2 separate regions of the Homo sapiens genome follow, and region 2 is linked to region 1. Evidence: read pairs that join two places in POLR2A ChIA-PET (ENCODE). Cell type or tissue: MCF 10A. All regions are shown on one strand. Each heading gives the region's core, and the rest is flanking DNA. Links, peaks and the distances in the headings are about the cores only.

Region 1 (5,201 bases), core at 1,446-3,945:
TCATGCCTCTTAGTTGTGATGAAAGAAGAAAAGGTGATTTTTATGCCCAGGTATCAGCTGCCTATCTAAAGATTTCAAGCACACTCTTCTCAAGCTTGTTTTTTGCATCCTGAATAGTCCTTGCTGTGGTAACCATTTACCTGAAAACTTGTCCTTCGATAGGACCCTTCCCTCTGTTCCACCATGCTAACACCAGGGAATGGGCTAAAAGGATAAGGAGGCGCTGAACCCAGAGTCACCATGGCCATGTCCAAAGACTCTGACAGCAGCTGGGATGGAAGATGAGGTGGAGGTGGGAATAAGCTGGAACACTACTTTGCACCCTCAGGGGGCACCATTTACACCATATTCCTGTACTGGGCAGCCCTCGTGTGAGCCCATCTTTCTACTTCCTGCTTTCCAGTTGCTATCTCCCTACCTTGAGTTTTATTCTTTTGATTTTTTAGAGGCAAAATTGCAAGGTAAGGAAAATATATTAATGTGCAAATTTTTTTCAAATATAGTCTTTTGGGAAGTGTAGTGGGTGAGACTCAGATTTACACTAAGGAATGGCAACGTTTGCCATTGAAGACCCTATCCCAGCCTCCATGATGCACAAGTAATCATCATGACATGATTTGGTGCTGACTCAGGGAAGGAAGAACCATTGATCCTAACATCTCTCTGCATCACCTGAGTATTGATTCCTGTGTACAACTTGCATTGTACTGGGTTAGTCTCTCCCCATTAACATTTACAGAATGTGATTTATGTACCTCAGAGAGTCTGATCCATCTTACTTTATATGACTAAGTCAAAAGAAAAGTTCAGAGGCTATTCTTAGCATTTAAAAAAGTAAAAGACAGCTGTTCCACATATGCACCATCCCAGTCAAATGACAATATACAGAGTACACATAGACTGAGGGGATGATAAGCACACGCATAGTCAGGGTGAGCTCAGTAGAATGGTGAGGGGTTGCGCCAGTAAGAATTGCATTCACCTGGCCAGGCGCGGTGGCTCACGCCTGTAATCCCAGCACTTTGGGAGGCCAAGGCAGGTGGATCACCTGAGGTCAGGAGTTCAAGACCAGCCTGACCAACATGGAGAAAGCCTGTCTCTACTAAAAATACAAAATTAGTCGCGTGTGGTGGCGCATGCCTGTAATCCCAGCTACTCAGGAGGCTGAGGCAGGAGAATCGCTTGAACCCAGGAGGCGGAGGTTGCAGTGAGCCGAGATCATGCCATTGTACTCCAGCCTGGGCAACAAGGGTGAAACTCCATCTCAAAAAAAAAAAAAAAAAAACAAAAAACAAAAGAAAACAGAATTGCATTCACCTGTAGTGTCAGAGATCCAAATACAGTGGCTTAAGCAGAACTAGGGGGGCTCATCTTCTTCCATAAAAGAAGTCAAGATAGAAGGCCCAGGAAGTGGTTTTGTTGCCCCATAAAGTTATCAAGATCTCAGATCCCCTCCAACTTATGGACCAACCATTCTTATTAAGTGGCTTCCATTCTCAAAGTCACAAGATGAATGATGAAATCTCACCAACCTAACTGTTTTCAAAACTAAAGGGGCCAGTAGGGGAGGGAAAATGGAAAGACTAAGGTCAAAAGATTAGACCCCAGAATTTTGTCTCACTTCAAGGAACACCCTCAGAAATCCCACCCAAACCCGTCTGTTTAAATCTCATTAGCTAGAACTTAATCATATAACAAAATGTTATAAGAATGCAAGGGAGGCTAGGAAATGTTGTCTCTTAGCTGTGCATAAAGTACAACCAGGGTTTATTTCTAGGAAGAATAGAAAAACAGATATTGAGTGGCCAAAGAGTGGGTGATGTCATAGCATTGTATAATCTGTGTGAAGTCAATGCAGTGGGCCATGTGATCTCAGCTGAGCTCAGTGCAAAGTGGATATGAAATCACTAAGATGGTGAAGGGTGTGAGCTTAGCAGAAGAGAAATGTACAGAGCCAACTGTGAGAGTGACAATGTGGTGTGTGATGTATAACCTATGGGGGCTCAATGGGAAGGTGAGGCTGTGCACAGTCAGTCTGGGTTCCTGGGATCATTCAAGTGTAAAGCAGAGTCATGCAGGGTCAATGAGATCGTGAAAAGTGTGCACAACCAGTATGGTCTGAATGAGTCGGTGAGGGGTGTGCACAGCTGGTGTGAATTCAGAGGGCAAATTAGGTCTGCTTGGCCTGTAGAAATGCACGTTCATTAAAGCCTTTATTTCTCTTGCAGCTCTTTGAGAGCATCCTTTCATAATAACTACTCAGTAAGATCAGGGAAACTTGGAAATATCCTGTGGTCATATAGAGAGGCCATGCCCACCCCTCCATCTAGATAAGTGGTTTGTAATTAGGGCCTGCCTTCATGGGGCAGATGATACAGGTACAGATACAAGTATAGGTGGTTCCTCTTGTCAGTTCCAACCAGGCGCCACTTTGCTGCTGTCCTTCTATGGCCAAGTTTCCTCCGGTTAGCAGGCTTCATACATCACAACAGGCAGGTTTATACACCTTAACCCAAAGCCAGTACTGCTAACAAATTACCTTGACATGTTGATTGCTTGCCTTAACTCACCCTGGAGGCCTCCAGAGGCCTTCTTCACATCACCACAAACACTTCCAATTAGTGCATTGGTTTATCAGGAACTCTTTTCTTGGTGCTCTATTCTGCTCTCCATGACCTTGGTTGCCTGAGTGATACATCCTTTAATTTGTTCCTACATCTTGCTTGGATTTTCCCCTGCTCATCTCTGTCTCTGCTTATACAGGATGTGTTTTATTGCCACACAGACTTAGCTGGTAGCCTCTGTGGCATCATCCAACACTGATGTCCCTCAGTCAACTCTAGAACACCCATAGGTGGCCTCTGTAAGAGACGTTTCCAGGAACAGAATGCCAAACATACTGTTTATCAGAGTTCTTGAGTTGCACAATGGGAGGAAATTGTTGCTTAGGATTTCAAAGGACACCAGAGAATTTCAACACACACCTGGAATGGTGCCCTGTTGCTTGTCCAGTCAATGCCAAGTTAATGATGGGAAGGAATAGCTGGTGTGTCACGTGATTGCCAAGCACTGTCGCAAATCCTTCCTGAGGTCAACACTCCCAACCCCGCCAAACTCTACAGCTCACAAATCAGCTGCAAGTGGAGCATAAAAAATGCAACATTGTGGAATTAACTACTTATGGGCCACACCTGAAATTGCCTGATTTTGGTTAAAGAAGTGGTTACAACACGCCCTTAAAATCATCATGAGCTTCTAAGAGATGACAATGACTCATAGATTTATCTGTCATGATCAGTTAAAATTCTAGACATAAACTCAACCTGAATTCTTAAGATCAATGGTTCGAAAGAACTGACATTTGAGAATCCATCCCATTTTACTTTGTAGATGCATTGATACATTTGTGGAAAATGACAAGAAATTAATCTTGAGCTCCTTTGCCCAAGAGGTTACCCATAGTTGTATACTCTCAACATACCTGCAAGACAACATGCCAGAGCTATGCCAGGATCTGATATTATTGAGTCTGGTTTTCCCAAATGAAGATCTTGATTTGGATTAGTTATCTTGAATGTGGAAATTCTCCTTCCTTTAATAATATCCTATTGAAGTAAGTTAGGATTTCACACAGGTAAAGTTACTACAGCTTTAGTAACTTTACCTACCACAATTTTAGTAACTTTACCTGTGTGAAAAACTGACTTTTGTTCACTTTTGGAATAAAGAAGGAGCAGCAGAAATTATTACCCATGAATCCTATATAAAAGATCCTGTGTCACAGAAATGTGTCTGGTCTTCTTCGGAAAGGTAGACCGACCCCAATTTCAGGACACCGCAGGAATTCAATATAAATTTGAAACTCTATGTTACAATTTACAGAGGTGTAGCTAACTCAACAACTGGAAAGAATAACAATTACTGCCTCTTGTTTACAAAATTTTTTTCTGTTCAAGACTTCTTCGAACTCTTATTACATAAAGTCAACTCCATGATCAGAAAGGCCATGAGAATTGTGCCAAATGCTAGATGAAGATGTGACTTTCTCAACCCCTTCACCAGTCCTCTTGTTTACCTGGTTGCCCAATGAGATCGAGTCTCTCTATTGGATCAAGACTGGTGTTGACAAAGAGTCCCAGAGCCAAGGTGGGAAGCCAGGTAGAAAAATACAACAAGTCTAAGAATTACAGGCAGGACTGGGAACGGGAAAAGTCAAAAAGGCTCCGAGCCAAATGAGAAGTCAGAAATCACATGCATATCAGGAGTCCAGGTTAAGTGTGTAGGTTAAAAATCAAGCCAGCAGTTAGAAACCAGGAAACCCACAGGCACCAGGGAGCAATGCAAGTCCAAGGGTCAGAAAACAAATAAAAGGCCAAGACAGCCAATTAAAAAGCACCATCATGATGAACTTCACGAAAGTCCCTGCTGTTTCAGGGAAGAAGGCTCTTCCTTCATTTCTGTGGGAGATGTGACCATGCGAGGTTGTGCAGGTAGAAGCCGGGGATCCATGTTAAAAGAGTGGAGTCAAATGAGAGAGGCGCTGTGTCTGGAATCATGCTGAAAGACGCATCATGATACCTCTACACAGTGCAGTAATTAGCCACCTATGTCACATCAGGATTTCAGGGCTCACTGGCCAAGAACAGCCACATCCCTGTCAGTACCATTTTTCCACCTCCTGGCACCCTTTCCCTTCTGGTTCCCAAACCCAAAAAAATTCATACTGCCCAACGGTGATCCAAATCCTTCCTGGGAGGCACAGTGCTCAGACTTTCCCATTTCCTAAAGCCTTCCAAGTGAAACAAAGAAAAAAATAATGCTTTTTTTTTTCAATTTGGACAGCATATCACAGATGCTAAGAGGAAGCAAGTGTATCAAACTCTGAATTTAAATGATAAATATCCTTAGCTATTGTAAAGGTATTTGAATTTGAAGGAAAGAACTAATTAATACAAAAGTGCCTCTAGAACTCTGCGCCGGCGTGTTGGAGGAATAAGGGTTAAAAACAAAACATCTCTCTTTAAAAAAAAAAATTACTTAAGCATACAACTTGAATTATAGTTGTAAAAAAAATGTTGGTTTTCCTTCATGTTGAAACGTACTTATTAATCAAGACTTCTAAAGACTCTGTTTAAAGGTGATAACTGATTCATCTCCCTTATCTCCCTTTTTAATCAGGTGTAGTTCTAGGAATAAATGCA
Region 2 (5,201 bases), core at 968-3,467, 260 kb before region 1:
AATCTTTCTCTACTGCAAAACTCATTATATCAGTAATTTGCTGTCTGCATGATGGGCAGAATGAGCTTGGTTTTGTATCAATATCGGGTAGTAGTGAGAAGGGTGTGTGGGTGATGCTTCATAGGTGGAGAAAAGAGGAAAAAGTCTCCCTGTCTCTGCGTGTACCCACCGGTCTCCAGATCTCTACTGTTGTCCTCCTGCTGGTTGTAATTCTGTAATGATTAATTTGATATGTCAACTTAACTAGGCCATGATACTCTCATATTTCATCAAATATTATTCTAGTCTAGATATTTTCGTGAAGGTTTTCTTTCTTTCTTTTTTTTTTTTTTGAGATGGAGTCTCACTCTATCACCCAGGCTGGAGTGCAGTGGCGCAACCTCAGTTCACTGCGATGTCCACCTCCCGGATTCAAGCGATTCTGCCTCAGCCTGCTGAGTATCTGGGACTACAGGTGCCCACCACCATGCCGAGCTAATTTTTATATATTTAGTAGAGACAGGGTTTCAGCATGTTGGCTAGACTGGTCTTGAACTCCTGACTTCAGCTGATCCGCCCACCTCGGCCTCTCAAAGTGCTGGGATTACAGGTGTGAGCCACCATGCCCGGCCCTTCGTTAAGGTATTTTTAAGATCAGACTAACATTTAAATCAGTAGACTTTGAGTAAAGCAGATTATCCTTTATAATGTGCGTGGCCTCATCCAATAAGTTGAAAGCTTTAATAAAAAGAGACTGACCTCCCTGAAGAGGAAGGGATTCTGCCAGCAATCCACCTTTAGACTCAAACTGCAACTCCTCCCTGGGTCTCCAGCCTGCTGCCTTACCCTGCAGATTTTGAACTTTCCAGCCTCCCCAATTATATGAGCCCAATTCCTAAAATAAATCTCTCTTTCTTGATAGATATATACATAGATAGATAAAGACAGGGTGATAGTTGCTTCCTTGGACCACCTGTCTTCTGGTTTATCTGGACAAAAAGATACAAACATATACACACACTTATATGTATATACATATGCATATATGTATATACATATGTGTGTATATATATGTGCATGCACACACACACACACACACACACACACTGTAGTCTGTGGCTGGTGAACAGATGATCCACTCTTCTGGCTTGGGTTATTCTTCCATGACATCACCCATATCTTCCTGAGCCAAGGTGTACTCCCAGCTTTGGGTGTTTACCACATCTTCCTGCAGAACCCTTAGCTTGGCAATTCTCTCCTCTTCTCCAGCCTCAGTTGTGTTGTTTACTTTCCTTGCCACAAGTTTCCCAGAAGTCCCATATCTCTTGATCTATTGTCCTTACCTAAAACCGCTGAGAGTGTCTTGGAAATGTCCTTATGCATTCTCTCTTATCTAGGTTGAGCTGCCTTGTTTTGGACTGCAGGCTCCTGCACATCAGATATCTGGAATTCAAAATCAGATCTGAGTCAGGAGCTCTCTGTTCTTAACATTGCCTTTACTTCTCAAATGTTCCCTTCACCCAGTCCGAGCTGAAGACCCACATTTTGAATATAAGACTCTCCTCCCTCACACTGATCTTCTTGTCCCTCAGTGGAAAGGGAGCAGGGTCTTCTTAGACTTCCCTTATTTTTATCTGTTTTGTATATAAAGAATCAATCCTCATGGAATAGCTACTAAAGGTAGAAATACCTTCTTCTCTACACTATAGGAAAACTTTAGAATTTACTTTTCCTCAGGGCTAATTGTTGATAGGTAAGCTATGTATGGGAGGAATGGAGTGCTTCTAAAATAATTTAGCAAATTATTTCATAGCACAGTAATCTAGCTTGTAAAGTTATTTACCTATTGCATCATCTCATTGTGTCAGAAGCCAAGTATTGTCTGGGTCTTCCTTCTTTCATCTCTTCTATAACATTTATTAGCATTTTCCTCACCCCCACTCTATCCCAGATGGAGCCACAGGCCAACTAGGTGAAGGACACAGCCTCAGCATGTCAAAAGAGAAACACTTATATTATGCTCACGGTGTACTCTTCTAAACAGTTATTTATATTAATTTATTTAGTCTTCATAACGGCTCTACAAAGTAGACACTAATACCATTCCTGCACTTGAGGAAACTGGGGTACAGAAAGTTTAAAAGCTTGCCCAAAATCACACGGTTATAAGAAGCTGAGCCAGGACACAAACCCAGACAGTCTGGCTCCAACATCTTTGCTATTAATCACTCCTATAGCTGCTACTATATTCACTGTGAATCATGCTCCTGGAATTTTTGTGCCATACAGCAATCCTATCGGAACGCCAATTGAGAGTGATCTATTCTATCCTAAGCCCCCAGTTCATCTCTGTGTGGCCATTGTGGGTCCAAGTCCCTGGAATGATTTTTCTCTCAGCTTCACACTGGTGAGTCTGTCAGGGAAGGGATTAGCACAAACAGGTGAAATTCCATGCCAAGTCCCAAGCACAACGTCACAAATCACTTTTATCTTCCATGCGCTCTATGAAAGACATCTAAGCCACTTCCCTAAAATGACCTGATAGATTAGGCTTTTGTCACCCAAGTGCCAAGGACTACCTAAGCTTAAGGTATATGGTAGTGAACTAGGAATTTCTGGAGAATATAGCTGAGGAGAGAGGACAGTAAGGCCTCTGATGCTATGAACTGCTCTGGACTCTGGGCATGGCTAGCATGGACGCTCTAGCAGCTAGCTTGGTGCCTGCGCAAACACCCGCCCAAGTTTTGTGCTTGAAACCCAGTGTGTCCGGAATTGGTGGGTTCTTGGTCTCACTGACTTCAAGAATGAAGCCGTGGACCCTCGCGGTGAGTGTTACAGCTCTTAAGGTGGCGCGTCTGGAGTTTGTTCCTTCTGATATTCGGATGTGTTTGGAGTTTCTTCCTTCTGGTAGGTTCGTAGTCTCGCTGGCTTCAGGCGTGAAGCTGCAGACCTTCACAGTGAGTATTACAGCTCTTAAGGCGGACACCTGGAGTTGTTCATTGCGTGGCTGGAGTTGTTCATTCCTCCCGGTGGGCTCGTGGTCTCGCTGGCTTCAAGAGCGAGGCTGCAGACCTTCGTGGTGAGTGTTACATCTCATAAAAGCAGTGTGGACCCAAAGAGTGAGCAATAGCAAGATTTACTGCAAAGAGCAAAACAACAAAGCTTCCACAGTGTGAAAGGGGACCTCAGCGGGTTGCCACTGCTGGCTCCAGGCAGCCTGCTTTTATTCTCTTATCTGGCCCCACCCACGTCCTGCTGATTGGTAGAGCCCAGCGGTTTGTTTTGACAGGGCGCTGATTGGTGCCATTTACAATCCCTGAGCTAGACACAAAGGTTCTCCAAGTCCCCACCAGAATAGCTAGATACGGAGCGTCCATTGGTGCATTCACAAACACTGAGCTAGACACAGGGTGCTGATTGGTGTATTTACAAACCTTGAGCTAGATACAGAGTGCTGATTGGTGTATTTACAATCCCTGAGCTAGACATAAAGGTTCTCCAAGGCCCCACCAGAGTAGCTAGATATAGAGTGTCCATTGGTGCATTCACAAACCCTGAGCTAGACACAGGGTGCTGACTGGTGTATTTACAATCCCTGAGCTAGACACAAAGGTTCCCCACATCCTCACCAGACTCAGGAGCTCAGCTGGCTTCACCCAGTGGATCCCGCACCAGGGCTGCAGATGGAGCTGCCTGCCAGTCCCCCGCCATGCACACGCACTCCTCAGCCCTTGGGTGGTCGATGGGACTGGGTGCCATGGAGCAGGGGGCGGCACTCATTGGGGAGGCTCGGTCGGCACAGGAGCCCACGGAGAGGGTGGGAGGCTCAGGTATGGCGGGCTGCAGGTCCCGAGCCCTGCCCCACGGGAAGGCAGCTAAGGCCCGGCGAGAAATGGAGCGCAGCACAGGTGGGCTGGCACTGCTGGGGGACCCAGTACACCCTCCACATCCGCTGGCCCGGGTGCTGAGCCCCTCATTGCCCGGGGCCGGCAGGGCCGGCCAGCTGCTCCGAGTGCAGGGCCCGCCAAGCCCACGCCCACTCGGAACTCCAGCTGGCCCGCAAGCGCCACGTGCAGCCCTGGTTCCTGGCGCCTCTCCCTCCACACCTCCCTGCAAGCTGAGGGAGCCAGCTCCGGCCTTGGCTGGCCCAGAAAGGGGCTCCCACAGTGCAGCGGTGGGCTGAAGAGCTCCTCAAGTGCTGCCAAAGTGGGAGCCCAGGCAGAGGAGGCGCCGAGAGTGAGCGAGCGAGGGCTGTGAGGACTGCCAGCATGCTGTCACCTCTCACCAGGACCCTGGTAGTGTAGGCTCAGGAGAGACTCTCCTACTCTGTAGATTGCAAAAATCTGTGGGAAAAGCATAGTAGTTCTCGGGGTGGGTAGCACAGTCCCTTACTGCTTCCCTTGGCTGGAGGGAGGGAGGTCCCCTGGCTCCTTGCACTTCCCAGGTGAAGCAACACCCCATCCTGTTTCTGCTTGCTCTCTGTGGGCTGCACCCGCTGCCTAACCAGTCCCAGTGAGATGAACTGGGTACCTCAGTTGGAAATGCAGAAACCACCTGTCTTCTGGGTTGGTCTTGCTGGAAGCTGCAGACAGGAGCTGTTTCTCTTCAGCCATCTTGGCCTGTCCCCCCATACAAATTTTAAATAGGTTTCTTTTTTATGGCTGCAAAGAATGTCATTGGTATTTTTTTTTTTTTTACTTTTTTCTTTTTTAAAAAAATTTTATTATTATTATACTTTAAGTTTTAGGGTACATGTGCACAACGTGCAGGTTTGTTACATATGCATACATTTGCCATGTTGGTGTGCTGCACCCATTAACTCATCATTTAGCATTAGGTATATCTCCTAATGCTATCTCTTCCCCCTCCCCCCACTCCACAACAGTCCCCGGTGTGTGATGTTCCCCTTCCTGTGTCCATGTGTTCTCATTGTTCAATTCCCTTGATAAGAATTGCATTGACTCTGTAAATCACTTGGAATACTATGGACATTTTAACAATATTGATTTTTCCAATCCATACACACACAATATCTTTCCACTTAGTTGTTATCTCTTCAATTTCTTTCATCTCTGTTTTATAGTTTTCATTGTGGCATTCTTTCACCATCTTGATTAAATTTATTCCAAGGTATTTTATTTTTTGTAGCTATTGTAAATGGGATTGCTTTCTTGATTTCTTTTTTAGATTATTCATTATTGGTGTACAGAAATGCTACTGAC

The links. ChIA-PET counts read pairs that join two places held together with the same protein. Peaks named below come from ENCODE experiments on the same cell type or tissue, not always from the same donor. Only the 100,000 strongest peaks of a DNase experiment are listed, where the experiment ranks them.
Region 2: POLR2A ChIA-PET joins it to region 1 with 6 read pairs; 2 of 35 experiments call an interaction of 5 or more read pairs at or near these places.

Annotation. Positions count from the first base shown.
Region 1 is chr1:159,749,367-159,754,567 of GRCh38, forward strand. No RefSeq gene overlaps it. Among named protein-coding and RNA genes, the nearest start is that of DUSP23, 29 kb to the right of the region's middle. In MCF 10A, for the core only: no CTCF peak of the experiment used is centred there; a DNase peak (open chromatin) is centred at 3,005.
Region 2 is chr1:159,490,912-159,496,112 of GRCh38, forward strand. No RefSeq gene overlaps it. Among named protein-coding and RNA genes, the nearest start is that of LINC02819, 27 kb to the left of the region's middle. In MCF 10A, for the core only: no CTCF peak of the experiment used is centred there; a DNase peak (open chromatin) is centred at 2,220.